5 separate regions of the Homo sapiens genome follow, and all the other regions are linked to region 4. The links are chromatin contacts, found by Hi-C or POLR2A ChIA-PET in ENCODE. All regions are on one chromosome and are shown on one strand. Each heading gives the region's core, a stretch centred on a gene start or an enhancer-like site at or near the end of the contact. The rest is flanking DNA. Distances are from core to core; before and after follow the strand shown.

Evidence for each region. A loop is a pair of places that touch in the nucleus more often than their neighbours do. ChIA-PET counts read pairs that join two places held with the same protein, here RNA polymerase II (POLR2A). Pooled maps may share reads with other maps.
Region 1: a loop to region 4 is called in a map of GM12878, with 5 times the contacts of the local background. The contact joins the enhancer-like site here to the promoter of LINC01152 in region 4. A Hi-C loop is called at or near these places in 3 of 168 maps with a recorded cell type or tissue (GM12878 and GM13976), 36 of 37 single-sample maps with no recorded cell type and 7 of 50 pooled maps. POLR2A ChIA-PET finds 5 or more read pairs at or near these places in 1 of 52 experiments (GM12878).
Region 2: a loop to region 4 is called in a map of GM12878, with 5 times the contacts of the local background. The contact joins the enhancer-like site here to the promoter of LINC01152 in region 4. A Hi-C loop is called at or near these places in 1 of 168 maps with a recorded cell type or tissue (GM12878), 9 of 37 single-sample maps with no recorded cell type and 7 of 50 pooled maps.
Region 3: a loop to region 4 is called in a map of GM12878, with 3 times the contacts of the local background. The contact joins the enhancer-like site here to the promoter of LINC01152 in region 4. A Hi-C loop is called at or near these places in 1 of 168 maps with a recorded cell type or tissue (GM12878), 17 of 37 single-sample maps with no recorded cell type and 5 of 50 pooled maps. POLR2A ChIA-PET finds 5 or more read pairs at or near these places in 2 of 52 experiments (GM12878 and HEK293).
Region 5: a loop to region 4 is called in a pooled map, with 4 times the contacts of the local background. The contact joins the enhancer-like site here to the promoter of LINC01152 in region 4. A Hi-C loop is called at or near these places in 2 of 37 single-sample maps with no recorded cell type and 2 of 50 pooled maps. POLR2A ChIA-PET finds 5 or more read pairs at or near these places in 1 of 52 experiments (A673).

What each region holds. Positions count from the first base shown.
Region 1 is chr17:72,418,531-72,423,104 of GRCh38, forward strand. It overlaps LINC00673 (long intergenic non-protein coding RNA 673), which reads right to left. Exons shown (of 4, transcript NR_152516.1): 3 at 2,170-2,536. Among named protein-coding and RNA genes, the nearest start is that of LINC02003, 78 kb to the left of the region's middle. RefSeq lists enhancers at 2,417-3,616, 3,007-3,066, 3,117-3,246, 3,860-4,269, 4,350-4,574. Within about 2 kb of position 2,806, at least 15 of the 41 ENCODE cell types and tissues checked have a DNase peak (open chromatin) inside an H3K27ac peak, as active enhancers do; they include GM12878, where a contact is called at or near this core.
Region 2 is chr17:72,539,073-72,544,153 of GRCh38, forward strand. The region is part of intron 1 of LINC00673 (long intergenic non-protein coding RNA 673); the gene reads right to left. Among named protein-coding and RNA genes, the nearest start is that of LINC00673, 51 kb to the right of the region's middle. RefSeq lists a silencer at 1,281-1,530. Within about 2 kb of position 1,295, at least 12 of the 41 ENCODE cell types and tissues checked have a DNase peak (open chromatin) inside an H3K27ac peak, as active enhancers do.
Region 3 is chr17:72,463,703-72,468,523 of GRCh38, forward strand. The region is part of intron 1 of LINC00673 (long intergenic non-protein coding RNA 673); the gene reads right to left. Among named protein-coding and RNA genes, the nearest start is that of LINC02003, 120 kb to the left of the region's middle. RefSeq lists enhancers at 1,797-2,006, 4,393-4,821. Within about 2 kb of position 1,914, at least 12 of the 41 ENCODE cell types and tissues checked have a DNase peak (open chromatin) inside an H3K27ac peak, as active enhancers do; they include GM12878, where a contact is called at or near this core.
Region 4 is chr17:72,027,033-72,032,007 of GRCh38, forward strand. It overlaps LINC01152 (long intergenic non-protein coding RNA 1152), which reads left to right and starts at 3,622. Exons shown (of 3, transcript NR_110132.1): 1 at 3,622-3,819. RefSeq lists an enhancer at 2,747-3,517.
Region 5 is chr17:72,387,545-72,392,143 of GRCh38, forward strand. No RefSeq gene overlaps it. Among named protein-coding and RNA genes, the nearest start is that of LINC02003, 47 kb to the left of the region's middle. RefSeq lists an enhancer at 1-113. Within about 2 kb of position 1,692, at least 4 of the 41 ENCODE cell types and tissues checked have a DNase peak (open chromatin) inside an H3K27ac peak, as active enhancers do.

The DNA of each region.
Region 1 (4,574 bases), core at 1,556-4,055, 390 kb after region 4:
GTTCTAGATGGACATGAATTTTGGAAGTTCACTACTCAAACTATTACAGAAAGCCTTCATCTTCTCTTTCTCTTTGGAGACAGGGTCTCACTCTGTAGCCTGCCTCGAGTAAAATGGTGCCATCTTGGCTAACTGCAACCTCCGCCTCCTGGGCTCAAGTGATCCTCCCACCAGGATCCTCTACAAAAAAATACAAAAATTAGCTACCTGTGTGGCTAATTTTTGTAGAGACAGAGTCTCCCTATGTTGCCCAGGCTGGTCTTGAACTCCTGGGCTCAAGCAACCCGCCCACCTCTGCTTCCCAAAGTGCTGGGATTACAGGTATGAGCCACCATAGCCAGCCTCCCTGCTCTCTCTCTATTTCAGTCCATTTTTTTCTCTAAGTTTCAGTAACTCCACGAGGTCTTCTCTGATTCTTCCAGGTCCCATCCCTTCACAGAACTTTTCTGTAGTCTGCATCCCACAATTCAGCCATAATGCCATACTCTCATCCCCTGTTCATTGCCCAGGACCTACAGATGGAAGTATCCAAAGGCAGATGGACACTCCCTAAACGGATGAACTTCCCAACAACTGCAGTTGCCAATGTTAGAATGGGTGGCCTCAGGAGAGATAAAATTCTCCATCATTAAAGTGTCCAAGCAGAAAGCACCTATCTGGACAGGCTGGGAGGATGTTGTGGGTCTGAATGGGAGATGGAATGAGGTGGTCAAAAAGAGTCTGATTTTATTAAATATGAGAACAAAGACTGTACTCAAATAACTTAGCACAGTGCTGAGCACTGAAAAGGCACTAAGCAGATGGGTATTATCCCACTAGGGATGTTCCTTTAAATCTCAATCTTCCTCCTTTCAACAAATGCATGGAACTATACAAAGCAAAATAAACCATGAGAAAGAAAATGCTAAGTCTGAGACTATTTGTATATTCAATGGCCATTTGCAGACCACCTCCTTGGTATACTGCACTATGGGATAGAATCTGACACTCTTCTGCAAGTCTCTCTTCTTTGATGGCAAGGTGACAAGCAGGGCATGGTCGCATGAGCCTGTAATCCCAGCTACTGAGGAGGCTGAGGTGGGAGAATCACTTGAGCTTGGGAGTTCAAGACCAGCCTGGGCAACATGGTGAGACCCCATCTTCAATTTTTTTAAAAAGCAGCAGCAGAAGCAGCAGGTGATAAACCAGGGCAAATCCTATGCCAGGAGACACCTAAATCAGCACCCCCAATGGTTATGTGACCTGAGAAAGGAACTCCATGCCACCAGAATGTCTAGATGAGCAGTTGGAGGGTCCCTTGGCAAAACCTAAGAGATGGGGTTCTGGGATCTATTTTTGCGCCTGCCCAACCCACTAAGAAAGGGAGAGAAGGCAGAGGAGCTGCTCTCTGCAGCTGCCAAGGGCAGGCTGTCTGCTCATGCTGGAGCCCAGACAAAGCACACCCACCCGGTGGTGATTTATCAGCCGTGGGAGGCCCAAGAAGCTCTTAAGCCGCAGGTGGGTGCCTGTAAAGCCACCCTCCCTGGGGAGCACAGACCTCAGGCCTTGCTCTGCTGCTAATCACCATAAGCACCCCGGTGCCTCAACCCCGATCTGGGTGGCCCTTAACCACTCCCAAAGCCCTGTCACATGCTCAGTGATCTCAGCCGGCCTCACATAAACCCTGTCAAGTAAGCAGGACAGGTGTTGTTATTATTCCCACTTTACAGATGGGGAAAACTCTGGGGGAGCAGTTCGATGGCTTGCTCAGGGCCACCCAGGGAGCACATGTCCCAATTCCTCCCATAGACTAGGCAGGCAAGTGGCATCGCCACTCCCTCTGTGCTGCCTGCCAGCACTTGAGGGTTTTACAAAGGTGGCAACAAATACCAGGGATGTCTCTTCCCCCTGGGCCCTGGGTCCCTTTTTGGACACTGGGGAGCCTGACTCACTAAAACTCCTGTGTCTTTCTGTTCAATCATCCTCCCTCCTCCTGCTTGACAGTTTGGAAGTGGAGGGGCAGGGCCCTGGCAGGAGTAGACATAGCTTGTGCCCAGGCTGAGCCTCCCCCAGGAGCAGTAAAACATGCCTTTTGGGATCTGAGAGGAGAAGCTGCCCATTCTGTACTTTTCCAGACGTGGAGAAAGAAAGGAGAAGGCAGAGCAGATTTGAACTCCTGGCTCAACTCACCAGCCCTGTAGAGGTCCTCAGAGATGAGCCTTGTATTTCACTAAGCAGCCCCAGGAAGCGGTTTGGGGGACTTCAGAGCAGAATGGAGCAAGAGGAACACTGCCCTTGTTGGGGGCCGGAAGTCGGTGGGGTGTGAGTTAGTGATCCTCAGGTCAAGGGCCTCCACGGGAGGATGGGACCCCTGGACCCACATAACCCACGCTTCCCAAAGGCCTTCACTGCAGATTCGACGGAGCCGCAGGAACCAGGACTCAGGAGGTGGCACCTGCAGGGCCGGGAGGAGAGGGACATGCAAATGAGGCCAGGCCATCCACAGCCCACTCCTCCTGGAAGCCCAGAGTCTGGCTGGCAACTTGAACCTGATCTTCTAAACAGGACAAAAAAAGAAAAAAAAGTTGTGATTTCCCCTGACCAACCCATTTCTTTTTCCCCCTTCCCCAACCCCTGTGGAATTTGCACCCTCAAGAGGCACCTGGGGAGCCACCAGCAACTAAGAGTTCAAGGGGCTCCTCTGCATTTGGGGTCAGGCAGAGAGGAGCCACAGCAAGGGAAGGTGAGTGGACAGTTGCAAGCTGTGAAAAGCCAAGTTGCCTCCAGGCATCTAGGCCTGCGTTTGGTTCCCATGACACTCTTACTGGCAGCGTTAATAACTAACCACGTCCCAGACAGGTGCTGGCGGCCTAGCCTTAGGAGTTCTTGTTCAGGGCTGGAAATGAGTCACTTCCCTTTTATAGTTTGCTAGGAGACTGAGTCACCCAGGGGCCGACCCTTTCACACAAGTTCTCACACCCTGGCCAACTAATATCCATGTTCATACCCTAGACCTACCCATCTACCAGGTCAGCCAGGCCCAGTGGGGCTGACCCTCATGGTCTATGTCAAACAGCATCCCCAGGAGTGACCCAGTCCCTGCCTTTTCCCTTTGTCCCCCTACTCTCTCAATGGAGATGGCCCACTCACTGTCCCAAGAGGCAGCTCCTGCCTGGGCAGCTGTCTGAGAAGGACAGAGTCTGACAGGTAGGCGCCCATGCCCAAGGCCCAGTTAGATCCACCTCATCTTTGACCTTACTCTAAACATTGCTCTCATACGTCCTCAATCCTCTGTTTGGAAACCAAAAACACCAGAAGTGGAAAGTTCCAGAGCTGATGAACTAAAGGACAAAACTGCGATGCAGCAAGTCAGCTTCAACCCTCTCGGGAAGGGCAGAGGCTGAAAGCAGGTAAACTGAGGCCTGTGACTGTTAATACACTCCCCTACTTCAGGAGTCAGGTGGGAGGCAGGAGAGGTAGGTCATCGAGTCCAAGGCTCTGAGCACCCACATTCGTCAGGTGGCTCTGGTGTCAGTCTCTCAGGACTAATCTCCTGATAGACAACAAATAAACATCATTAGAGAAAACAAGCTCATATGCATTTTTCAGTAACCCTTCTTTCCCCACTCTCGTATGGCCTCTCTTATGTTTGCCAGCAGGTGGGTACCCATGCCCAAGACCCAGTGACATCCATCTCACCTTTGACCTTTACCCTAAACATTGCTCTCATAACTCCTCAACCCAAGGGGTGCATTTGGTCTTTTTTAATTTAAAAAATTAATTTTTCTTAATTAAAAAAGAGTGTATGTAAGAGAAAAAGAAATAATGAAACTAAAAAACAGGAGGTTAAAAAAAAAAAAACCTCCCCGAAATAGTTTGGGGATTTACTTTTTTTTTTTTAATCCTCAGAAAGTCCCTCTTGCTACCTGGTTTCTAAAACAGACAATCAACAGAGATGACATCAGATTAAACAGCACTGGGTGTCTCACTGCCAGGGGCTCCAGGCAGGTGTGAGACTGACAGGTTGAGAAAAGATGACACTATTTCTTCCCTTAGAAGATGAAAACCAAGGAGGAGAAATGACAGCAGAGGCTGAGCCCCGGGTGTGGTGGGAAACGTGACACCCTGCCAGCCGTTGGCCTTTTGGGTGAACTCTGCTCGCTCCTCTGCATGGGACGACACTGCAACCCGGCGCTTGTTAGTTCCCCCATCTCTCAGGTATCACAGCCAAACTCACCCCAAGGGCTCAGAAAGCTCAGCCTGTGGCTGTCTCACCTCCACAGAGCCCCCTGGACTTTCCAAGCCTGCATTTTGAACTCTGTTGGCTGCGGCCGTGGCTTTCACTTGACCTCTGCAGAGAGAGAGGGGCTTTCCCTGGGACACACGTCTTGCACATAGCAGCTAAGAGCGCCAGCCAAGCTTCGTCGATAGCACCAAGGGTCCAGATGCCAGGAGAGAGACTCCACCCCCAGAGGTGGCTCAAGAGTCCAAGTGAGTCATGAGGTCTGACCAGCGACCATAATGTCCCAGGGTGAAGTGGGAGGCCTGGAGATGGAGCCCGCTGCAGGGACAGGAACCACAGTGACTCACAGTTG
Region 2 (5,081 bases), core at 45-2,544, 510 kb after region 4:
GGCAGCCACACTGCTCCTGTCCCAAAGGGAGGACAGACCTAGAGAAGCGGCCTGATCTGCCTTCTCCACCTCCGAATCCCCCCACCACACCCACACACACACACACACACACACACGCCTTTTGCATTTATCCCGGGGTCCTCCAGAGGGACAAGGAAGGGGCTGATTCAGTGACCCCTGAGCCCCGCCTCTCAGTCCCCAGACTTCAGGCAGCCTGGGAAGCCTCCGACCTACATTCAGATGCCTAGGGGTTCTGGGAGGGGCGCTCAAAGCTCAGAGGCCTGAATTCAGCACCCTGCTCAGGCTCTTTGAGAACCGCTGACTTGAAGTGGGCCTGCTCGCTTTGCTAAACAAATATGGGTAACTCTGGTCTTCCAAAAAGAGCTCACAATTCTGTCCTCCCTGGAAGCTACAATTCAATCATCCTCTTCCAAACGTCCAAATCCCAGCTTCAGTGAGGCTATCTCACACAGCAACCTGCCTGGGAGTGACCTGCATGCAAAACTTCAAGAGTTTGAGGGAAACTTGAGGGAAACTTGCAGAAACCAGCTTGCCAAGGAAAAACGCTCCCAGTGCGTTCAATGAAAAAGCAGGCGACCCAGCTAAATGAGTAAACTGACCCAATCGGGGGGATGAAAGGGAACGTATATCTATGCAATGACAATAAATCGTGGAAAGACATATTAAAATACAAAAGCCATTTCTAGACGCAAAATCATGGATGTGTTTTATTTGCTTCTTTGTGTTTTCTGGTATTTTTACAAAACTGCACTGCAGAATGTTTGGAATCAGATGAAAAGTTCATTTCTGAGAAGCCTCCTTCTTTTCTCTTTTAAATTTTCTTCTTTTGCATTCCATTTTGGCCAGCTCGCTTGAACTCTGCGTTCAAACGCCTTTCTCTCCCAAGCAAAAGCTCCAGGAGGAATCTTCTGGAGCAAAGTTAGAACCGCAGGGAAGCTTGAAAAGAGGAAACAGACCAGCCTGGCCGGTGGAGGTTAAATTAAACTACAGTTCTCTAGCAGGCCTCGGGCTTGGTCAGGAGCTATTGGTAAGACGGCAGAAACGGAGTACAGGCCAATAAACAAATCAAAACAAAAACAAGAAGCAAAGAAAGAAAGAAACATGTTTTAAGAAGAATAAAGTCATTAGGTGGCAAGGGGCCTCTGCAGGACCATCCAGGCCAGGGAGAAAAACACCACCAAGGACCCAAACTTCTTTCACTGGGGAGCTGCAAGCAGGAGGCGCTGGCTCTGAGCAGTGGCTTTGTGCTTCGGGCAGAACCGGCCGCGAGGGCTGCGCCCCACCAGCCGCGCGCCGGGAGGGCGGACGCGCCGGGCACAGCCAGGCGCCGGGGGTGACCGCGGCAGCACCGGCCCGGCGGCTGGAAGCAGACGCGCCGCTCCGCCCGCGCCCGCGCCCGGTGGAGCCACAGCGCCATCAAGTGGCCACTCGGCGAACGGCCGCACGGGGAAGCGGCTCAGGCCCAGGGAAGAGGTCCAGGGTTCCCAGCCGCAACTGTCCCTGGGGAAGGGTCTGGACCTGCCAAGCTGCCACTCCAGGGCCTGAGGCAGGAGCCTGCAGACGGACACCAGCTGTCCAGGCGCACTCCACCACCCAGGGCTGCCCCAGAGGATGTTCGGGAATCCTGTCTCCTCCTTCGGGAGAGAGGTTACTTTTGCAGTCCCAGGCCCATTCTCTTCTCCAGCAACTTGCTCACAGTTTAAAAGGTTTGGTTCTCAGAGAGTGGCGCCAGAGCAAAGGGGGCATCTCGCTGCTCTGGGGCATCCTGCAGGGGATGGCGCAGATCTGGGGTCCATGTCTGTGAGCGGACACCATTGGAACATGTGTCTAGAGAATCTGGGCGGGATCACTGCCCACAGCCCTTCAAGGCCCACAAACCTACAACACATCTCTCCTGGAAACAGCACGTGATCCCATATGCCCCCTGGTCTTTGGGTACAAATTATGGGGTGACTCAAGAAGAGAGCACGTGATATGGTTTGGCTGTTTGTTCCCTCCAAATCTCATACTGAAATGTGATCTCCGGTGTTGGAGGTGGGCCTAGTGGGAGGTGTTCGGATCATGGGGGTGGATTCCTCATGAATGGTTTGGTGCTATCTTCACAGTAACGAGTGAGTTCTCACTAGAACAGTTCATGTGAGCTTGGCATGGTGGCTCACACCTGTAATCCCAGTACTTTGGGAGGCCACGTCAGGTGGATCCCTGGAGGTCAGAAGTTCGAAACCAGCCTGGCCAACATGGTGAAACCCCATCTCTATTAAAAATACAAAAAAATTAGTTGGGCGCGGTGGCACGCACCTGTAGTCCCAGCTACTCGAGAGGCTTGAGGCAGGAGAACTGGTTGAACTTGGGAGATAGAGGTTGCAGTGAGCCAAGACTGTGCCGCTGCACTCTAGCCTGGGTGACAGAGCAAGACTCCATCTCAAAAAAAAAAAAAAAAAAAGAAAGAAAGAAAAGAGTTCATGTGAGATGTGATTGTTTAAAAGGGCCTGGTACCTTCCCCCATCTCTTGCTTTCCCTCTTGCCATGTAACATGCTGGTTCCCGTTTACCTTCTGCCATGATTGGAAGCTTCCTGGGGCCTCACCGGAAGCCAAGCAGATGCCAGGGCCATGCTTCCTGTACAGCCTGCTGAACCCTGAGCCAAATAAACCTCTTTTCATTACAAACTACCTAGGCTCAGATAGTCCTTTATAGCAATGCAAATGGACTAACACACCCCATGATCTCCATCCACAAACCACTGGAGGAACCCAACACAGCAACGGAAAAGTTCTCAGAGCACCAATCAGGAATATGCATATTAATATGAACACTATAACAGGAAATTACAGGAAAAGCATAGAGCGTTTGCTCTGTGCAAAGCACTGTGCGAATTCCTTCTGTACTTTATCTTCTTTAACCTTTACCACGACCTTAGGACATGAGTTTTTTATGATGTTTGTTTGTTTGTTTGTTTGTTTTTTACAGAAAAGGAAATGGAAGCACCCAGAGGTCCAAAAACTCACTCAAGGTTGCCTGGCCTGGAGTCAGAGCCTGAGAGCCAGCTCCTTCACTTACACTCCTTGATCCCATCTTTCCATCCATCCCCCAACCCCCAGCCGTAGGTGGATCCAGGTTTTGTGAGACCTGAAACATACATGTTTTCTAGAGGGAGAGGCAGCCTCTTTAAGATATGAAGTTGTAAATACACAGTTGAGGCCAGTCAGGGAGGGCTGTGTAGGGGAGGGGCTCTGCCTCATCTCCACAGTAGATCCACCCCTGCTCTTTAGACAGCCCCCTGCCCAGGAGCTGGCTTTCTGGAAACACTCCTCCGCATTGCCCCTCACAGCCATTTCTCTGGCTTCTGCAATTGACTTCCACGCCCACCCTGCCCCTGAAACTGCTCTGACTCAAGGTCACTCAATGACAGCCCAACTGCCAGGTACAATGAGAGCTCTCAGTGCTTCCCTCCAAGAGGAATTTGCAGCCCTGACATTTGCACTCCTGGAAGCCTCTTGTCTCCCAGCATCCAGGACACCACGATCCCCTGGCTTCCCTCCTACCGTCCAGCCCCACTTTGTCTGTGTTCCTCATCAGTGGATCTTCTGTGGACTGCTCCTAAAACCCGCAGGTGAGCACAGAACAGGAAAGAGCGTAGCCTCTCAGCCAGCCAGACCCGAGGTTTGGTCCCAGAATCCCAGTTAACAGCCGTGTAACCATCAGCAAACGGGTCACCCTCTCAGAGCCCATTTTTCTCTTCCGTGTAATTGGGGTTGTACATCAGAAGTTATTTAGAAGATTAAATGAGATCCTGTGCTTAGTATGTTTAATAGGATGCCTGCCCCAAAGCAGGGATCCCGGATCACTGCTGAGGGTCCCTGTCAGACTTGAGCTCCAATCCATCAATCTGTCCTGCGCACCAGATTAATATTTCATTGTCTGCAGAATCAGATCACCCAGGATCCCTCTGAGGAATGCATCTTGTCTGAGAGTGCCCTTCCCACCACCATCAAGCCTGCCTTCCTCCCTTTTTTGCCAGTTTCTGAACGACACCACTGGCAATTCAGATTCAGCATCCAGACATCCAGGATTCATTCTGAATCCAGCCTCCCCTGCAGGAAACATGGCCCTGGAATCCATCATCCCCCAAGACTCTCCCTCAGACCCCACCCTCCTCTCCCACGTCGGTCCGGGAGTTCCTGATCTCACTCTTGGGTCCCTGAACAGCCTCCTAAATGCTGGGTGTCTCTCCTGGCCCCGCCTCCCCACTGCCCCCAACCCATCCTCCTCTCCAAAAGAGTGAGCTCCTCAGACACATCTCAGATCATGCAGTTTCTCCATTTAAAACCTTGTGATGTCTTCCCCTTTCCATGGGTATGAAGTTCAAACCATGCCACAAAGCTTGGGGTCATCAGACCCCTGCTGCCCATGTACCCACCTCATCTCCCCTATAACCCCCTGCAGGATTTGCTCAGACATCCCAAACTACCTGCATTCCCCAAAACATGGCACTAGACACCCTCTCCCTTCCATGTCCCCTGTACACATGATGTTCCACCACCTGGAACACTCACCCGTTTCTCTGCTAACCACTTTCAATGGCCAGGATAAATGTCACCTCCTCTTGGAAGCCCTCCAGGATGTCCCCTTATGGTTCAGGATCAATTCTCTGTGCATCCTGTGAGTACTCCAGTCACAGCACTATTTGAACCCTACGATATTAGTATTTATTTTCCTGTCTCCCAGGCTAAGTGGTGCGCTCTTTGAGAGCGCAGATATCTTGAAAAGCAGTAACGTGCAGTGGTCGAAAGAGTGGGTTCTGCTCTTTAGTTTAATTAGATCCCATTTGTCAATTTTGGCTTTTGTTGCCATTGCTTTTGGTGTTTTAGACATGAAGTCCTTGCACATGCCTATGTCCTGAATGGTAATGCCTAGGTTTTCTTCTAGGGTTTTTATGGTTTTAGGTTGAACGTTTAAGTCTTTAATCCATCTTGAATTGATTTTTGTATAAGGTGTAAGGAAGGGATCCAGTTTCAGCTTTCTACATATGGCTAGCCAGTTTTCCCAGCACCATTTATT
Region 3 (4,821 bases), core at 664-3,163, 430 kb after region 4:
CTCTCCACGAAGAAGCCTTGGTCAGTCAAGTGTCCCTAGGGGCTCTGCCAATCTCCCTGCATAGGAGATCTGCCCAACACACATTTGCATTTTCAGAAAGAGCAGAGCAGAAAGGAAGCAGAAAGCCAAGTCTGTGGTGGGGAAAAAGGAAAGTGGGTTTCCCATGAGATTCAGGTAGCTCCCCAGGACCGAAGGATCAGCTGGGCACGTGTGCTTCCTATCTGGGTAGTGCTGGTCATTTCTGTTTGCTGTGGCCACAGTGTGGCCATCCTATCGGCACCTCTACCCAAGAGTGGGTGGAGCAAACAAAACAAAATTCAGTTCCTGGGTATTAGCTTAGCACCCAGTCCACAAACCTCCTCTGCCTCTGAGGAGGTGAGAGGCCCTTAAAGCTACGGGCATTCACAAAGAAACAGGAGGAAATGAGGAATTCACTGGAAATTTTTGCCGTCTATGCTAGGAGGAACATCCCAGGTACCCACAGGGACTATCAACAAGTATCCACCCCAAAAAATAGATTCAATAAAACAATAAACTTACAAATATGAACTTGTAACTGTGGTTTACTATTCTTGGGGAAGTCTGTTTTATTTCTTTTCTTTTATTATTTCTTTGAGACAGGGTTTTCCTCTGTTTCCCAGGCTGGAGTGCAGTGGCACAGTCATGGCTCACTGCAGCCTTGACCTTCAGGGCTCAAGCAATCCTCCTGCCTCAGCCTCCCAAGTGCCTGGGACCACAGGTGTGTGCCACCACATCCAGCTAATTTTCAAATTTGTTGTAGAGATGAGGTCTCACTACATTGCCCAGGCTGGTCTTGAACTTCTGGGCTCAAGTGATCCTCCCGCCTCGGCCTCCCGAAGCGCTGGGGTTATAGGTGTAAGCCACCGCACTTGGCCTGTTTTAAATAAGTGTTGTATACTTGTGTGTGCTGGAAAACAGCTATCCAGAAAACACCACGGATAGACAAGCTTCCCCAACCAAATTGTGTTCCCAGTTCATGCGTTATCCACTGACCCTCATTTAAACTTGGTTTTGGCTCCCTGTGTTTTTCATTTCATTGTTAAGGAGGCATACACTAGATCCTTCCTCTTCTTGGGCTCAGTTATCCACAGAGATACAATATTTTAAAGGTTGTCATGTCCTTGCCTGGCTTATCAAGGAAGTAAGGGACAGCCCAAGGGCTTCCCAGGTAAGGAAAAACAACGGTTTTATAAAGCCACGGCTGGTGACAGTGCAAAAGGAAAGGCTGCTTCCATTGTATCTGGTCATTGGGTTTGCTGTGTGCCTATCAGGTTTATAAAACAAACTGCAGCAGTGAGAGGCTGTGAGTGAGCTCTCTTCCTTCCCCTATTAACTATCTATGCAGTAAGAAGGCCTGATGCACCCATTTAGCTGGGAATAGCTGCCAGAACTTTAAGGCTGATGCCTGGGAGAGAGTCAGTGGGCGGCACCGGGCTGGCTTTCTGAATTCAATCAGAGGTGGCCAGCCCCCTCTAACCATGATCCAAATGTACATGCCAGATGAGGAGCCGTCGTGGTTGAACAGGGAATGTTTCATGCAAATCATGGGTTTGGAGCAGGATTTTGTGGAGGGAGCATCCTTGAGAAAAATGTTGGGATGGCTACGGACTGGCGGGCTATTAGTCACAGAGCCACCACCTCCTCCATGAACGATGAAAGTTCTTACCACCCTGGATGCACAGATCAGCAGTTAATAATGAGGTCTCAGCATGGAGGAGACACATTCTTTCACACACATGCACACACACACATATGCACACCTGCACACACATACATACATACATACAAGCATGCACAAGAAGTCTTAGAGCCCCATCTCCTTTTGGCTGGGATTTTGCATCCTGAGAATCTTGGGTGTTACCCATGGGAACAAGCTCCTCCGAAGCCACACATGGTTGAAACTCCTCTCCCAGTGACAACGACGTCACGTCTCCCAGGCACTGGCTCCCTTGGGAATGTGTGAGTTGCTCCCCTGGGGCAAAGAGCAGCTGCTCGGGGTGACTCATAAATTGTGCTCTCAGCCCTGTCACCCACTGTGCCTCCCGTCCATTACTCAGCCTTCTCCCTGCGCTTGTTCCTATGGCTGCCCCTCAACCCAGCTCACCGCTGCTCCCAGCTCGCTCGGCACTCTGCAAGGATTGGCATTTGCTTCGGGCAGACTCTTCTCTGTCCCTGCCTTCTCTCCTCCATGAGACCCAAGGCAACACAATTTGCCCTTTGAGGAGTTGGGAGTGGGAGCAGAGATCGGGGTGACAGGGGACAGAGAGATAAAGGCAAGAAAAGAATGTTCCCTTCGTTGAAAAACAGTTCAGCTCCAGGGTCACCTCTTTGAAATCATCAGTGACACCTCACTCTGCGTACTCCCCTCAAACACAGCCCCTAGGCATTGCTTCTTCTAGGATCTGGGATTTTTGACACTGAAGGGTCCTGGCTGCCTTAAATCCTTTCTAGAAGAAAGTGGAATGAGGCAGAGTATAAACAGACAAATACACCCAACAGGTGAAATAAAACTTGAGCTTCTTAAGCAATGCTCTGTTTCTACAGGCAGCTCCCACTTGTGGAAAGGCAGAGGGATGAGGAGGGTGGACATGAGTCAAGCCTCCCCCTTCCACTCCCCACTGTCAACCCCCACCCTGACCCATTCAACAGCCTAGGGAGTTCCCTGCTTAAGGGAATCTTAGAACACACACCCTCTGCAAATACCTACAGCCTGTGTACTGAAACTTAGAGATTACTTCTGAAAAAGTGACATCATCAACAGTACAGGATTCTCAAAAACTCAGTCCCTGTTTCCTTTTTACTTCTGTTATTTTAAAATACCAAAGATACTTGCATTTTCTTCTTTTCCAACTGTTAGTGAACTCTATTCCAATCAGCATTAAGCCCAGCAATTTTTGTACTAGGTACCTACTCCTACACTCCCTGTTTAATAATCAGTCATCTAGAATAGGGACTGGCAAGCTTTTTCTGTAAAGGACCACAGAGTAAACATTTTCAACTTTGTGGGCCATGACATCTCCATCGGAGCTACTCAACTCTGCCATTGTAGCATGAAGCACCCATAGACAATAAGCAAATGAACAGGTATAGCTGAGTCTCAATAAAACTTTATTCATAGACTTGGAAATTTACATTTCATATAATTTTCACATGTCACAAAATATTCCTTTTTTTGATTTTAACTTTTAATGTGGAAAGGATTCTTAGCTCACGAGCTGTACAAAAACAGGTGGCAGGCCGGTCTTGGCCCACAGACTGTAGTTAGCCAACTCCTGGTCTAGAATCAAATATTTAAATGGAAACCCTGAGAGAGCTCTTTCTTTTGAAAAGAATATGATAATCGTGATAATAGCTCCCATGTATTGAGCACTTGTTCCATGAAAGAACTTGACATGGAAAAACGGCTTTTCATCCTCATATTAACATATGAGACAGGTAAATATTTTCTCTGTGTTTTGTGGAGGTAGTCACTGAAACTGATGAGAAGAAAATTAACTCACCAGGTTCACTGCAGCAAGGATTGGAACCTGAAGTGCAATTCCAGACAGAGATACGGGATGCACGGGTTCAGCATCCTTAAAAACACAGATTCCTGTATGTTAAGGAGGTGATGAGAAGGAGGTGTCTGGGGAGCCACCCCATGGGATTTATATCACTTGTTCAGAAAAACCTTCCATCAAGGCTACCATGAAGGAGTAGTCTTCCTGCCCAACTCCTAAACATTTCGCTCAAGTGAAACACAGCTCAGATGGACTCCAAGAACCCTTTAGAACTGGGGAGAGGGAGGAGAGTGGATGCATTTGACAAATGGTTAAGGGCCACCTTGTACTGGGGGTCATAGAAGGTACTGAACGGTGATTGAGAAGCCAACTGCAGGGATGTGAGCCTTGGCTCATTATTTTTGGCTCTGGCAGATGCCTGGGCCCCCTGCCCCTGTGAGTACTACCCCAGGATGCCCAGAAGCAGGGTTCTGTCTCCACGTACTACCCCCAACAGGAGGTCTCTGCGTCCAGCAGCCTCCGCTTCCAAATATTCCCCATTTCTGCTCTTCCTCTAGGCCCAGCCCTCCCCACTGTCAGCCTCCAAGGTCCAGGCTGGAGGCAAAATGTCCCAGAGCTGAGTCTGCTGCCACCCAGAGAGAATTCTATTCAAAATGAGGGCCCTGGGAAAGAGTTGGGTGGCTGCTTTCAGTTCCTCTTAGGCCCGATGCCTGATTTCTTTTCCATTCTGGGCACCAAGGCTCATCTGGACAGAAGAGCACACTCCTTGGCTGCCTCTGGGCCCACCACACCCGGTGGAAAGGCACGGATCCTGGATATAAACCGACCAAAGCAAGACAAGGCCGTCTGCTGGAGCCGCCCTCCGCCCTCCAGACACGCACACTGGTTTCCTAATCCTTGGGATTTCAGGAAAAGGAGGCCCGACCCGCCACGGCACTGAGAGGGAGGGAGAGAGGGAGAGAGAGAGAGGGAGAGGGAGAGGGAGAGAGAGGGAGGGAGAGAGAGAGAGAGAGAGAGAGACCAGGCGGGAGGCAAGCTTCTCATTATGTAAAACACTTGGCTCATTCCTCTTTCTCTGCATCCTGCTAGCGATTTTGTATCCGGTTTGGGAATTCCAGGAACATCTGCAATTGTCTTTTGCCCAACCACACATGTGCAAGCTGTAGGGCTCAGTCATGTTCCTACCTGCGGTGCCCTGTCATTAGCCCTGAACTGTGTGTGCTTTCTCTCCTCAGCAGCAAAACATATAAAACCCTGGCCGGCGACCACACCTGCAGGACTCCACCTCCCCGCCTCCTCC
Region 4 (4,975 bases), core at 2,372-4,871:
TCTGCAGAACTCTTGGGAGCTTTCTCTGCCAACAGCAGGACCCCTAAAAAAAGCTTGCCTTTGCCTTCAGAATTCAAAAAAGTAGAACCACCAGTTGCTCCCCTGACCGTGGGTGAGACGTTGATCACTAGGTGGGGACTGGAAAGTCCTGGGCTCCACTTTCTTGTCCCTCAAGGACTGAGGTCAGTGTGTCTTGGCGCCTTATATCCACTCTCTCCATCCTCCCGCATTCCCTCCCCCTCAACCAGGGATTCACTCCTGTTTACACTGGGGAGACTGTAACTTCTGTTTCTTAACGTTTAAAAGAAGTTTAAAAGCTTATAAAAAGGCTCTTAAGATTTCTTGGACACCAATCACTTCTTACAGAACAATATTTTGATGAGTTAAGTGTAAATGAATCAGAAACCTATGTATTAAATTTCCCTTGACATGAACATCAATTTAAAATATTAATGGAAAAAATGCCCAGGGCTCGAAGTGTTGGGGGTTTTCTCAAACCCAAAATGCTTGAACGTGGAGTGGAAATCCATTCAGATCAACCAGATTTGCTGATCCTCCCTCTCAACCTCCCCTAGATTGTAATTACCGTGGAGGGAGTAGTATTTCCAGCTATTGACCATCTGGCTGGGGATAGATCACATTCCTGGTCATTATGCTTGCATCTCAGCAGAAGCCCAAGGCTGGGCTGAGGCTGTTGAGATGTCCAGCCGCTGTTCACAGAAGGCTGACCCTAAAAGCTGCCTTTTTTTTTTTTTTTTTGACCAAGGAAACTAAATAAACAATCACAGAAGATCATAAATCACTGACAAAGATATTTAGATTTGCAACAGCCCTCAAAAACAGAATGTGCCACAATTTATCCCTCAAAGATTAACTCAATCCTGGGTCCTATAATTGTGCATCCCATGACTTCTGATGATAAATGACACAAGGGTCAAAACTTGAGAATTGGTAGGTGTTTTTGTTTTGTTTTGTTTTAAATATTGACTCTGGGTCCAAGAAAACACCCAGAGGAACAGAAGCAACCCAAAATCCTGAAATCAGACTTGTTCCCTAAAATCATCACTCTCTCTATATATATTTATGTATATTTTTAATATATAATACATATGTATTTTATATATTATATATAAAATATATAAAATATATATTTTATATATTATGTATATATTTTTATATATATTATATATACATTTTTTTTTTTTTTTGGAGACAGAGTCTCACTCTGTTGCCCAGGCTGGAGTGCAGTGGTGCAATCTTGGCTCACTGCAACCTCTGCCTCCTGTGTTCAAGCGATACTTCTGCCTCAGCCTCCCCAGTAGCTGAGACTACAGGCACCCACCACCACGCCCAGCTGATTTTTTGTATTTTTAGTCGAGACGGGTTTTCACCGTGTTAGCCAGGATGGTCTCCATCTCCTGACCTCGTGATCTGCCTGCCTCGACCTCCCAAAGTGCTAGGTTTACAGGCGTGAGTCACCGTGCCCAGCCCTGTTTTTTTAAGTTGGTTTTTCATCTCTGTTTTGTTTTGTGAACGGATGACCACACACACTAGGTTGAGTGACAAAATAAGGAGATGGAACCAAGCGAAAGAGATGTCAAGCCTCTCCTCTTTGGTCACGTTAGCTAATCTGAACATTTGGGACCTGTGTCACAGATACTACAACTATGAACAATTGCTAACTTCTTGGTGAAACACAGCATGTGTCCAGCGCTTCAAAAGTATTATTGGGAGCATGTCTGCCTAATCTTCAACCCAACACTCATTCTAGTAACACACATGAAAGGGTTCTGTGAACTCTCATAAACTATCCCCACATAAACTGTTTTTACTATTATTTTCAAAAGTCATATCCCTCACCCGCTTAAGGACAGCTTAACAGTTCTCAGTGCTTTAGAAGATGCCCTTATTCATCTCTATCTCAGGAGGGGTGAGGACCCAAGAGTTCCCTTCTAATGGGATATTTTCCCTTGCTCATTCCTTCTCAGAGACACTCTCTCAAAGGTTTGGCAGGGTCTGGTGGTCAGGGAAGAGTGCATCTTTACAGAAACATACCTTTTAAAAACAGTGTTCAGCCTTGTCCTACTCAAGGCACATGCTGGATATATGTTTGTTGAATGGCTAAGTCAATGAGTGAAAGAATGAAAAAGCCATACCTCTTTTACAATAAATTTGCATAGACGAATGAAAAATTAAAAGACTGTCAGAGACAGGTACAGCACAAATTGCCCCCACCTCAACTAGCCATCCCTTCAACTCCAACCCCTCCCACCACAGAAGATGATTAGGGTTTTTTAGGAAAAAAAGAGAAGCTGTACAGCAATGACACACCCCAAAGACAGCACACTAAGATTCCTTTGCTTTATATTGTTTATAATGTTTAACCTCTCTGGTGGCCACCAGTTCTTAAAAGCTCCTAAGCATTTTCACAGAAAATATAAGAGGAAAACCAGCAATAGTAACAACGTCAATGGTGCCGGCAGACACAGAAAGACTCAGAAAAATATGGAGGCTCTAGGATGCCTGATAACAAGTCTCATTTCCTAAAATGAGATCTGGGGACTGGAGAAAGTGTTATCAACCAAGACAAGGAATAGGATAGACATCAGAAGTGCCCAATTCCAACACATTTTCTGAGACTCCTTTCCTAGGCAAACCTGATGAATGTGCAGACATAAATAGATAGTCCTACCATAAATTGATCTCTTTTTATCCTAAGTAATCAAGGTCCAGTCATTTCCCTCAAGCTGGGCTTCTATTGCTCTCTCTGGAGATTCAGCATAAACATGTCCTTGAAGTTTTGCTCAGGTAGATGAAGGTGGCAGAAAGCATGCAGCTACTGGGGTTAGTGGCTGTCCCCTGATTAAGTGCAAAGGTGGAGACCCATAGTTTATCCCCAGAAAGTTTCCATGCTTTCCCCTGGCATTTTCTCTCAAGCTTTTACAAGCCTTGTTCAGGGAGTGGAAACTCATTTTAAAGGTAGTTTAGACCCACCCTTCCCTTAAGGGAAATTTCTATGCAGGGGGAAAGCAAGCAAAACAAAACAAAAGTTACACTTCAAAGCCTTACAAGATAACCACAGGGAGAAGGCTAAGTCCTCCCAGTTACTCAGCCCTCCCCTGTGCTAATTGCAGGAGGTAGAGCCTGACTGTATTATTATTTGCATACTTGATCAGAAGAAGGGCCACAGAAGGAGGTCTAGAAGCTCAGCTGGTGTTTGACTGACATCTTTTAGGACTTGGACCCCACCGCCCACCCCCGCAACCAACACCACCACCAGTCCAGGACCTGATGTAATATTGCCACAGACTGATTCCCGTTGCCTTTGATATGCAACCTGTGCCTACAGTCAGCTCTCAGGGCTAAAGAAAACAGTCAGCTCCTGCGGCATCTGATTTGCCTCCTGCCCTCGCTGCTGTTAATCTGCAACACGCCACAGCCTCTAGATCGCTGCCGTTCAGAGTCGGATGTCATGGGGGCGACTGGCAGGGGTTCTTTCTTCTTTCGGTTTGATACATCCTTCCTTCCGCTGCTCCTCGCAATCAACCGCTAGGGGAAGGAGGGAAGCAGGCAGGAGGGAGAGCGGGAGACTTCCGGAAATCCCTTTCCTCCCTTCCCTTCACAGGTTGCCCCATAGTGACCCTGGAGACTCCCGCCTGCCCCCAGTGAAGGAATTGGTTACTCTCCCAGAGCCCTCCCGGGCATCGCCCCCTTCCTCACTTCCTCCTCTTCCTGCCCCCAGCCTCTACCCCTCCAGCCTCCTGTGGCTTCACAGGCAAGTGCCGCATCCCAGGAAGAAGGAGTTGGAGCTCCGTGATGGTGAGCTTTCAGACTTCCCCCTACAACCTCCGCCTCCCCAAAGGCACAGAGGCAAGCAGTGGCTTCCCTGGTATCATTTGTGGATCTAGGAGCATGAGGGAGCTATCGAAGACGGCATGTAGCCTGTTCTTCTTTCTCTTAGTAAACAATAATATCTAAATGTGCTAGAGGGAAAATACTTTTTAATTTATACTTTAAAACTGGTTTAGATTTTGAATGTATAGTCTGTTTTCCTGGAGTCCAATTGTAACATGAACCCCAAACCTAGGAGTTCTGTTTTTATACATCAGGAAGGGGACCAACCCACTCACCCATCCACCCATCTTTCAACTCACCCACCCACTCTTGTTTATAACTGCATAGTGGTTTATTTTGCCAGCACTAAACTATGCAGCTTGTTTCCCCTTTGCCAGCCTCTGCAGACAGAAAGCAAAGGCTGATCATTCTCAATTGACATGTGCACCCCTACTCTGAAGCTACAGCTGGATGACACCTCAGACAAATGCACTCATACATAAAAGTTTTTCTGCATGTTTTCGTTTTTGATTCTTTTATTGGAAGCATTTTTATGGCTGGGAGGTAGGTGCACATCCATTACAGTGAGGGGTCAGATATTAGAATACTTACGGTGCTTATAATTTTAATAGGATCACCCCCCTCATCCCTCATTGCCAATCAATTTCACTCTGTTTCAGGGTCACAGATCATACCCCTAATCCTGGCCAGTTGTCTCACCAATGTGTGTCACAAGCGGCCTGGGGCAAGAAAGTATAGATGACCCAGCATAACCGTTGCTTCTATTGCAAAGGGTACATCCTACAAAGAGCAGAACACGATTAGAGGCAGGCATAATTGCAGGCACTAAATTAGCATGGGTCTCTCAGCCAGGGGCTAATCTAAGCCAGACCTCACGTCATGGCAGGCCATGAGTACATCGCAATTACAATTCAAAAGAAAAGAGAAAAATCACCCTTGATTCTCAAATGTTTATTTTTAACACGGCAGATACTTAGCAATTATATCAGAGGCTGAGGCATCTGGAGTAAGCAAGAAAGGTGATTTGGGTTAATAATCTTTGAAAGGCTAAAGGATTTTCAATGTATGTATAAGACTGAGCCCTGTGCATGCTCCCCATTCTCTCCCTGACATCAGCCAC
Region 5 (4,599 bases), core at 442-2,941, 360 kb after region 4:
AGAAAGAAAGATGAAAATCTTTGAAACATGCGCGGAGATTCTCTGTAACTCCCAGTTACTCAACCATAAGCCTTTAAATTCCTCTGGCCAGGGAGGGAGAGCTAAGAACCATTTGGTGGGTGGAGAGGAACAGGGATCAGTTATTTGATGAGTCAGAAACGCTTAAATGTAGTTCCGAGACTCTGCAGTTCTCACTCCTGCAGTGAGAAGGGGAGGGGTGGAGAGAAGTGGGAGAGGGAGACCCACAAGTCCAAAAATCTCCTTGTCTCTGGTTCAGTGGCGAGAACCACTGAAATGTCTTTGTTTCATGGAACGTGGAAAGCTAGGAATAAAGTCGCTGCTTTGTCACGAGTCAGTTGGTCAACGGAGTTGCTGCTATATTATTTAGGATATTTTAAAATCCTAAAAAGGATTTTAAAGCATAAGGAAGAAGATGACAATGGTCTGCTTCAGAGCTGTGGACAGCTTCCTATGAAGGAAAGGAAGGAGAAGAGATGTTCTCAAGGGTTGGCCTAGTCAGTTTATAGATGAGCAAGGAAAGTGTGAACTAGATTATACTAGAAAGCTGGCCCCATCCCCCTAAGTGTGTAAGGAAGTGAGGAGGAAAAAGGAGACCACGTTTCAAAAATAAACACAAACCCCAAAATAAACACTGTTAATGGAAGTGACTAATCAAGGGTGTGCTGAACTTGGTGGTTATTGATAAGATACAGGGAGAAACGTACTTGGAAAAAATAACAGATCCCCCCTTACCTTTTGGTAAATAAAGTGTTGGGGAGAAGGTGGGGGGATTAGGGTTCGGACTTGGTTCAATGCTGCAGCAGAGGTTTAAGACACAATTTCTCAACCTTAGCACTACCAACTTTGAAGGCTGGATCCAGACAGTTGTGGGGGCTTGCCTTGTGCATTCTAAGTTGCTTTTTTTTTTTTTTTTTGAGACAGGGTCTCACTCTGTCACCCAGGCTGGAGTGCAGTGGTGTGATCAGAGTTCACTGCAGCCTCAACCTCCCAGGCTCAAGCCATCCTCCCACCTCAACCTCCCAAGTAGCAGGGACTACAGGTGCATGCCACCACACCCGGCTAATTTTTTTGTATTTTTCGTGGAGATGGGGTCTCGCCACGTTGCCCAGACTGATTTTGAACTCCTGGGCTCAAGTGATCCACCTGCCACAGCCTCCCAAAGTCGTGGGATTACAGGCCTGAGCCGCCACACCTGGCCACTGTAGGATTTTTAATGGCATCCCTGTCCTTTACCTACCAGATGCCGGTAGGACACTTGCCCCTAGCTGGGACAACCAAAAATGTCTCCAGACATGCAAACAACCGCTGGATGGGAGTAGGGGGACAAAATCACCCCCACTTGAGAACCACTGGTTTATAATATGGGGCATAGCTCCTCTCAGTGAGAGATGGCTTACCATGACTTAGGGCTTGGCCTAAGCAAAATTTGAGGCTAATTCAGCATCTGTACTGCAGGCCTAGAATTTGTCATTCTGCGGCACTTCTCACTGTAGCCTGTTTTCCCCCTCCAGGGCCTCTGGCCGCTCTGCACTCCTGGCAGTCGGGGAGAAAACAATGAAAGGATGTGCCAGAGCCCCCATGCCCACCTTTGGCATGTATGGCTCTGTGGGTGCAGGATGGGTGAGTAGAGGTGCCTTCCTGCAGGGGGAGTGGAGAGACAGCAGGAAACACCATATCTGCCTGGAAGCTGCAGCCCCGTGTGAGGCCACAAGTCTAGTATCGTAACCCCTGGGGATGGATTTCAACCCCCACTCACCCCATCTGGCCTGGCACCTGTGGGCATTATGTAAACCGCAGCCCTGATTGTACGATGACTCAGCTAGAATGTACCCTTTGCAGTTGTCCTCATCCTCTCTCTTCGTATCACTGAAGAACAGAAGACCAGAGAGGTGAAAAGAAAGTCTACAGTGGCTAGCTGTTTGGGTCCGGATGAGTTTCCTCTTACTGCTGCAACAAATGGCCATAAACTTAGCAGCTTAAATCAGGACAAACCTATTATCTTCAATTCTGGAGATTAGAATTTCAAAATCGGTCTCAGTGAGTCAAAATCAAGGCATCAGCAGGGCTGTACTCTTACATAGGCTCTAGAGGACGATCCGTGTCCCTGCCTTTTCCAGCTTTTTCTAAAGGCCACCTGCATTCCTGGCCTCATGGCCCCTTCCACCATCTTCAAAGCCAGGACTACAGCATCTACAAATCTCTGACTCTCCTGCCTCTCTCTTAAAGGGACTGTTGAAATTACCCTGGGCTTAACCAAGAATTATCTCCCTGTCTCAAGAAACTTAACTTGATTACATGTTCATGGATTCCAGGGAGCAGGACATGGGTATCTTTGGGGACCATTATTCTGTCTACCACATGGACAAAGCCAATACTCAGCTCAGATTTCCAATTCCAAGTCCAGTGGGTTTCTGCTTGGGACTGCACTGAGAGCAAGACCATACGCACAGGATTGCACAGAAGAGCTGGCATTTTGGCTTTTATGGGAGAGGTCTTCTCAATGGTCCTCCTTAAACGACTCCAATAAGAATCAGAAATAAATACAAGAGCCTTCTCTTTTTTTCTTTTTTTCTTTTTTTTTTTTTTTTTTTTTTTTTGAGACAGACTCTCACTCTGTTGCCCAGGCTGGAGTTCAATGGAACAATCTCAGCTCACTGTAACCCCAGTCTCCCGGACTCAAGCGATCCTCCCACCTCAGCCTCCCAAGTAGCTTGGACTACAGGCATGTGCCACCAAGGCCAGGCTAATTTTTGTAATTTTTTTAGTAGAGATGGGGTTTGTTATGTTGCCCAGGCTGGTCTTGAACTCCTGAGCTCAGACGATCCACCTGCCTCAGCCTCCCAAAGTACTGGGATTACAGGCGTGAGCCACCATGCCTGGCCCTGAGCCTTCTTACCACGAAAACAGAGGCCGAAACCTGTAGATGTCTACTAAGGCCGTCGGTCATTAAAGCAATTATTGCCAGCCAAGAAAGCCTTCAAGGCCCACCGCAATCCAGATAGGCTAGCCAGGAACCTCCATGGAGTGAGCTATAACATGATGGGGTTTTATTCAATGGAGGATTTGTCTACTGAAGGAGGGAGGAACACTTGACTGAGTCAACTCAATAGTTCAACAAATGTTCTTTCAGATTCTGACCTAGGTACAGAATGCCAGTGAGAAGTAAGAACAGCCCTGGGCCTCACAACCTGGGGCAGTGGGTGTTGCTCTCATTGTCTTCACTTTATAAGTGAAGAAACAGACTTAGATCACAAGGGCAAGAGCAAAGGAGTCAGAATTAAACTCAGACCTGCCTAACCCTACAATTTGACTCTTAACTGTGTCACTATTTGGAATTCCATGGGACCTGTATTAGTCTGTTCTCATGCTGCTATGAAGAAATACTCGAGACTGGGTAATTTATGAAGAAAACAGGTTTAATTGACTCACAGTTCCATATGGCTGGGGAGGCCTCAGGAAACTTACAATCATGGCAGAAAGCACCTCTTCACAGGGTGGCAGGAGAGAGAATGAGAGCCAGCAGGGGAAATGCCATAGGCTTATAAAACCATCAGATCTTGTGATAACTCACTCACTAGCATGAGAACAGCATGGGGGAAATCGCCCCCAAGATGCAATCACTTCCCACCGGGTCCCTCCCACAGGAACTACAATTCAAGATGAGATTTGGGTGAGGACACAACCAAACCATATCAGGACCCATTCTATAAAAGATATGTAGGAAGTGCTTCCCCAGGAGTAAGGGTGATTACTTCTACCTGGGGAAGGTTAGGGGAATGTTTATCAGGGAGATAGTAACACTAGCAATAGCTAACACATGAGCTGGATGTATGACTCAGGTCCTGTGCTCTGAGAGCTACATATATTAATGCATACCTCCCTCTCCCACAAAAAAAGAAAAGAAAACCAGTGAGGTCAGTACTACTACAATCTTCAAATTATATAGGAGGATGCTGAGATGCAGAGATATGAAGTAAACAGCCTTAAATCACACAACCAACACAAGGTGGGGCTGGAATTGAGATGCTATCCCATCTCCTTCCTCTGAGCATTAGAAAGGCATCTAGGAAGGGTCTAATCCTGAGCTGGAAAGGCATCCATGGGCTCTCTGTAGGGGCTCAGAAGGGCTAGACAGCCAGCCAGCTGGAAAGCAATGCGGCATCTCATGCATTTGAGCATGTACAGGTCACTAATGGCTGTGCACAAAAAGGACCCCAGCAGGAAGCCATCCACTGGCCCCTGGACCAACACTACCAGGATCTTATTTGTTAGGAGGGCCAGAAAAACAGAGCTCGTCAATGTGCAAGTACACAGCTCTCTGGCTGCTTCCATTGGTCTCAAAGTTGCCTTGTCCAGAGGGGCCATTGACTATGGTGCATTTTAAGGAGGAGAAGAGACATCCAGGATGCCAACTGGGGTCCAGGAGACACAGCCACCTGTCCCACGAGCTCCAGAGTGAGCCTGACATAGGGCAAGTGGAAGCCACTCCTCAGACTTCAAATTCCTCTTGCAAGACAAAGGCTAACATAGGGAAGAGTTGTAAAAGACACTGTTTCCAGAAATCCTCTGACCACCCAC